2 separate regions of the Homo sapiens genome follow, and region 2 is linked to region 1. The links are chromatin contacts, found by Hi-C or POLR2A ChIA-PET in ENCODE. All regions are on one chromosome and are shown on one strand. Each heading gives the region's core, a stretch centred on a gene start or an enhancer-like site at or near the end of the contact. The rest is flanking DNA. Distances are from core to core; before and after follow the strand shown. Region 1 has its middle 220 kb from the start of TMEM38B. Region 2 has its middle 91 kb from the start of ZNF462.

Region 1 (2,940 bases), core at 441-2,940:
AGCTTATCTTCACTGTGTTGTGGGAGTTACTTTATATTGTGGTTATAAAGGCAGTGGCAGTAAAGTCGAATTTGTAGCAACCCCCAATAAATGCCTCCTCCTCCTCAAGAGCTTGGTCCTGTTAAGAAGGGAATTTGGGAAGGCACTTGGCTGCTACTGGTTCAACTGCAAGGAGTCCGTTGAACTCATTTTATGTTCTGTACCTGGTTCTGCTCACCAAGAAGTGAGGAGGCCATTCTCCAGCTCCAGCTCAAACAATGACCTCTTGTTAGCCTAAATCAGCACCGTTCTGTCAGACAGGCTTGAGATCAGCCCAAAGTCTGGTGCTTTCATGAAGTTGAGTTGAATTATTCAGATGAGAGTCTGGGAGCAAATGCTGTTCGAAAAGTGACCTTTTTGTCCTCCCCACAAGAACCTAATGTTTACAATGTGAGGAGGAAAAGGGACTGGAATCTTGGGAATTCCAGGAATGCAGTCACCAAGCAAAAGAAGACTCACTCTCCAGATTTTGCTCCTCAGCAAGGATTTGCAAGTACAAAAGTGGAAAAACAAAACCCCAAAGCTGGAGCTCAGAAGGGTAGTCCAATAGAGGACTTCACATTAACCACAGTTTCAATGAAACAAAGAATTTTGAAACCCAAGTGTGGAAGGAAGCTTAGAGGTCACTTAATCTGACCCTTTGCCTAATGCATGCATCTTTTTCCCAACACAGCTTTGCAGCTCATTGATCATAAATTGTTGCATGAATACAGCCAAGGACAAAGAATTCACTTTCTCCCAACAGCAAGGATAACAGATGACATGACATGGAGGACTTACTATGCACCAGGCATAGTGGCAAGCCCTTGAGATTCATTATCCTATTTAATGTGCACAGCAGCCTTATGAGGTAGGTAGTTATTGTCATTCCCATTTTACAGATGGGGAAATGGAAGCTTTCTGTGTTGCAGGAAAGGGATTTAAGCCCACAAAGCTCCAGTTTTATGTCCTTAACCCCTAGACTCCTCTGCCCAGCCTGTTGCAACATTGGTAGTGCTGATCATTACTCTTCTTTCCTTTGGAGACACTTGGAACACACCTTGCTCCTTTTTTTACATGATAGCTCTTCAAGCGTTTGAGGCAGCTTTCCTGTCCCTCTTCTGGTTTCTCAGTTCTTTTTCTTTCTTTTTAATTCCAAGAAAACATTCTCCTTTGGCTCAGTTTGATGAGTTCCTCTAGAAACATTTCTGTTTACCAATGCTCTTCTCAAAGCATTTCATTTATTTATTGAACATTTTACAGAAACCTCATACTTTTGCTTTCTTTTATTAGGAGACAGTGGGCTTTATTGGTGACATCTAACCATGAAGGCATCTATTTTGGGTGCCCAGGGAGCCTTTCCAAAGAGCACATGATGAACTTTTTCCACAGCCCTTTATAGGGAGAAGGCATTAAAAAAATCCAAAGCATTAAAATAAGCCAGGATTGAGCTTCTATGTCATCCCTGGTAGAAAAGGCAATGTCAGAATAAAGAATAGGAAGCTTTCTTACAAAGCTTTAGTGGTGGTCCTTCAGGGTCCTGTGGGAGAACTGCTCTTGGTTGCAAAGACAGATCTAATTCAGCTTCTGACCTGGATTCTCTGAAGCTCACTGGCAGGTCACCAAGCCCCTCTGCATTTGCTTCCCGGCTTGTGAAAGGTGATCATGTTGTTGACACTCTGGTGTTATATTTCTTATGGAGCGAGTTCTGACTCAGAATCAGGCAACCTGGGGCTTGTTGCACACCCTTGGGTGAATCACTGTTCCTCTCTGGGCTTTAGTGTCCTCAGGTGTAAAGTGAAGATAAGTAAGTCTTTATAACCAGGTTTGGAAAAACTTAAATGAAGTTACGTTTGTGAGAGCACCAAGCTTCGTAAAAGTTAGTTGAATTGGTCTGTAATGAACCTTGTGTAGGTCTTGCAGGGTTTAAGACTATGACTCATGTAAAATTGCAGTTCATCATAGTAGTGAGGACTAAACTGACCTTTTTCTTCTCTCGCCCAAATTCTTATTGAAGGGCCCTGGGGAGTAACACGCTACAATCCACAAAGTCTCATCAGAAGGGTATTATTTACGCCTACATAAGGCGGCTTACTTTCCAGTCTGACTCTGGCATAGCATCACATGATAAAGAAGGAAATAAAAATATTTTAACCCCAAATATGTTTTATTTGCCCTATCTTGAAATACTCCTGCAAAGCTGACTCTTGTGGGGAAAATCTCCATTCTGAAGAGAATCCCCTTCCTTTTCTTTCCTTTTTCCTAATCCAGGAGAGAATCAACTTTGAGAAGAAACATTTTCAATCTGTTCTCTCTGAAGCCTGCTACCTGGAGACTTCCTCTGCATAATGGGAACTCTGGTCTCCACAAACGCTTTTTTTAACTCAGACATTGCTTTCTATTAATTCTGAGGCGTTAGATAATAATTTAACTTTTTCAACCAATTGCTAATCAGAAAATCTTTGAATCTGCCTGTGACCTGGAAGCCCCTGCTTCCAGCGTCCTGCATTTCCAGACCGAAGCAATGAACATCTTACATGTATTGATTGATGTCTTATGTCTCCCTAAGATGTATAAATTCAAGCCCTATCTTGACTACCTTGGGCACGTGTTCTCAGGATGTCCTGGGGCTGTGTCATGGACTGTGGTCACTTATATTTGGCTCAGGATAAATCCCTTCAAAATATTTTAGAGTTTGACTCTTTTTGTTGATAGTAGAAACAGCTAGCTTTAAATGAGCATTTCCTACCTGCTAGCTTCAGAGTTATATTATCTTGTTCATTTTTCATATGAATTTCATATGAGTGAGATGTTTACTTTTACCTCCCAATGAGGAAACCAAGGAATAGAAAAGGTAAGTATCTTGCTCAAGGTCCTGGGATTAGTAATTGGTATTGCTGAGGTTTGAACTCAGGCTGTCAG
Region 2 (2,840 bases), core at 84-2,583, 860 kb after region 1:
AAAATCCACTGGATTTGAAGGACTTAGTGTACAAAAAGTTAAATATTTCAGTAATCTTTCTTATACTGCCTACATATTGAAGTGATAGTACTTTGGTTATATTGGGTTAAATAAAATATATTATTAAAATTATGTTTAAATAAATTTTATTGTGTATATTTGTGGTATATAACATGATGTTATTGGGATACATATATATAGTAAAATGGTCACTATAGTAAAGCAAATTAATATATCCATCAGCTCACATCGTTACCCTTTTTTTCTGGCAAGAGCTGCTAAAATCTATTCATCTAGCCGAATTTCCAAATACAGAACAATTTTATTACCTATCATCCTTATGTGGTGCATTAGATCTCTAGAACTGTTCATCCTACATATCTGCCTCTTTGTATCCTCTGACCCATATCTCCCCATTTTCTCCCTACCACCGCCAAATTAATTTCACCTGTTTCTTTTTCCATTTTTTAATGAGGCTACTAGAAAAATTAAAAGTTACATGTGTGGCCCAGGGCCCATAAGCCTGGCTCACACTACATTTCTGTTGGACCATGTTCATTTAGGCCAGCAAGTGTCCCAGCCAATGGGTTGGACTCAGAGGCTGCTATAGTTTGAATATTTGTGTCCCCTCCAAAATTCATGTTGAAACTTAATCTCCAATACAACAGCATTTAAGAGTAGGGCCTTCAGGTGGTGATTTGGTCATAAGGGCTTCTCTTTCATGAGTGGGATTAAGGCCTTTATAAATGAGCCTTAACACAGCATTCAGCTTTTTTTGACACAGCATTCATCCCCTCCAGAGGATGCAGCATTCAAGGTGCCATCTTGGAAGTAGAGACCAGGCCCTCACCAGACACTGAACCTGCTGGCACCTTGATCTTGGGCTTCCAGCTTCCAGAACTGTGAGAAATAAATTTCTGTTCTTGATAAATCGCCCAGGCTAAGATGTGTGTGTGTTTTTGTTGTTGTTGTTGTTTGTTTTTGTTTTTGAGATGGAGTTTCACTCTTTTGTTGCCCAGGCTGGTGTGCAATGGCACGATCTTGGCTCACTGCACCCTCTGCCTCCCAGGTTCAAGTGATTCTCCTCCCTCAACCTCCCGAGCAGCTGGGATTACAGGTCCCCACCACCATGCCCCGCTAGCTAATTTCTGTATTTTTAGTAGAGACAGGGTTTCACCATGTTGGCCAGGCTGGTCTCGAACTGACTTCATGTGATCTACCCGCCTCAGCCTCCCAAAGTCCTGGGATTACAGGCATGAGCCACCATGCCTGGCCAGGTATTTTGTTACAGCAGCACAAACAGACCAAGCCAAGAATCCAGCTTGCATGTGTTAGAAGTGCAGCATAATCAAAAAGCCAAGCCGGGCAGGGTTCCAAGCTAACATACAGGCCTGCCAGTACTTGGGCTTGGCCCAGGCCTTCCGAAAACAGAGATGACAATGACAGCAGCAGGATACATATCTTACCTCACCTTCTAACGGGGAGGAGCCCCAGACAAAGGGCCAAGTCTGTGAATGGGTGGGACTAAGGCCATGAGCTTCAGGACCTGCACTGGGCAAGGTTGAGCCCTGTGGAGACAGAGTCACCATGTTTGGGATTGTTTATAAACCTGGTAACAGGTAAGCACCTCATAATATTGTGAGTTCCTCCCTTGCATGTGAGTGGCAGAGATAAGGATCAAGCCACCCCTCTCAAAGAAATTCACATCCAGCTCTGACTCTTGGGTGGGAAGAGAAAGTCAGAAAGAATAGGGAGAAGAAGCAGAAGTTTTGAAAGTAACTTCAAAGTGTTTCAAACTTTCAAAATATTAAGTATGTCTGTAAGCCAAGCTAGCTACAGCCAATTTCTAACACGGACACAAGAACAATTCTTTGTGAGGTCTATCTCATAGTCCCTTGAAACCATGACCATAGTTAGAACCATATGTAAGACCTAACATGTTTAAGGAAACTCCTGGCTGTCCGCTTTAATCTCGCAGTCCCAAAGAGCCTCTGAAATGTGGTTAGGTAAAATCTGAGCCCAGTCTCCTCAGAAGCATGATATCAAAACCTGTTTATTAACTCCGAAAGGGAAACTTCTCCAAGACTGTGTGTTTTCCTTAGGTGAATGAGGGTATAATAATGTCTCTAGTTTAGGAACCGAGAAGTGCAGTATTTGATCTTGCCTCCATGAAGTATAAACCAATGAACTTAAATAAAGGAGGCATATGAAAAGCACGGGACTTTGAAGGAAAATAAGATTTCTCAGCTGATGAGACCTCTGTGATACACTGTGCTCTGGGCTTGAATTATTTTTAGTCTTTGGCACAAAAATCAGGATTAGTATTTCACTTCTTGGCCTCTGAAGACACTCATATGACTTTGTCTTTCTGGACATAGCACGTGTTCTGATACAAACTCTGTGAAGACCCTTATCAGATTCAGTGAGACAGCCTAATTCCTGAGTATAATGAGCATTTTAAAGGGCCATAGGGCTATGACAAAAACAAACAAACAACTGGCCACTTCTATAAGGCATGAAGAAACCTTGAATAATCTCTGGAAACCACTGGAAGCCACCCCAGTGGCGTATCTTCAACATGTCTTATGAAAAATCTATTACATTTGACTATCTTCAGCATTTTGATGTTGCCTGTTTATTTCAACAGCATGGATGACTCACTTTCATAACCAGGCATAGCATGATTGGCCCAGTTCTAACAAACAAACAGGAATTTAGGCAAAGTGGGGATTCTTTCTCTGCAATCTTAAGGCCCCTGAGGGCACCCCTGTGTTGTGTCCCACATCATAGGCTAGCCACAGACTTCACTGGCTGTTCCACTGGGGCTGCTCTTGTTTGTG

Evidence for each region. Hi-C counts contacts between places; a loop is a spot of excess contacts on that map. ChIA-PET counts read pairs that join two places held with the same protein, here RNA polymerase II (POLR2A).
Region 2: a map of gastrocnemius medialis shows a loop between it and region 1 (2.8-fold over the local background). The contact joins two enhancer-like sites. A Hi-C loop is called at or near these places in 1 of 168 maps with a recorded cell type or tissue (gastrocnemius medialis). POLR2A ChIA-PET finds 5 or more read pairs at or near these places in 1 of 52 experiments (activated CD4-positive, alpha-beta T cell).

What each region holds. Positions count from the first base shown.
Region 1 is chr9:105,911,306-105,914,245 of GRCh38, forward strand. No RefSeq gene overlaps it. Among named protein-coding and RNA genes, the nearest start is that of TMEM38B, 220 kb to the left of the region's middle. Within about 2 kb of position 1,691, at least 6 of the 41 ENCODE cell types and tissues checked have a DNase peak (open chromatin) inside an H3K27ac peak, as active enhancers do; they include gastrocnemius medialis, where a contact is called at or near this core.
Region 2 is chr9:106,770,403-106,773,242 of GRCh38, forward strand. No RefSeq gene overlaps it. Among named protein-coding and RNA genes, the nearest start is that of ZNF462, 91 kb to the right of the region's middle. Within about 2 kb of position 1,334, at least 3 of the 41 ENCODE cell types and tissues checked have a DNase peak (open chromatin) inside an H3K27ac peak, as active enhancers do; they include gastrocnemius medialis, where a contact is called at or near this core.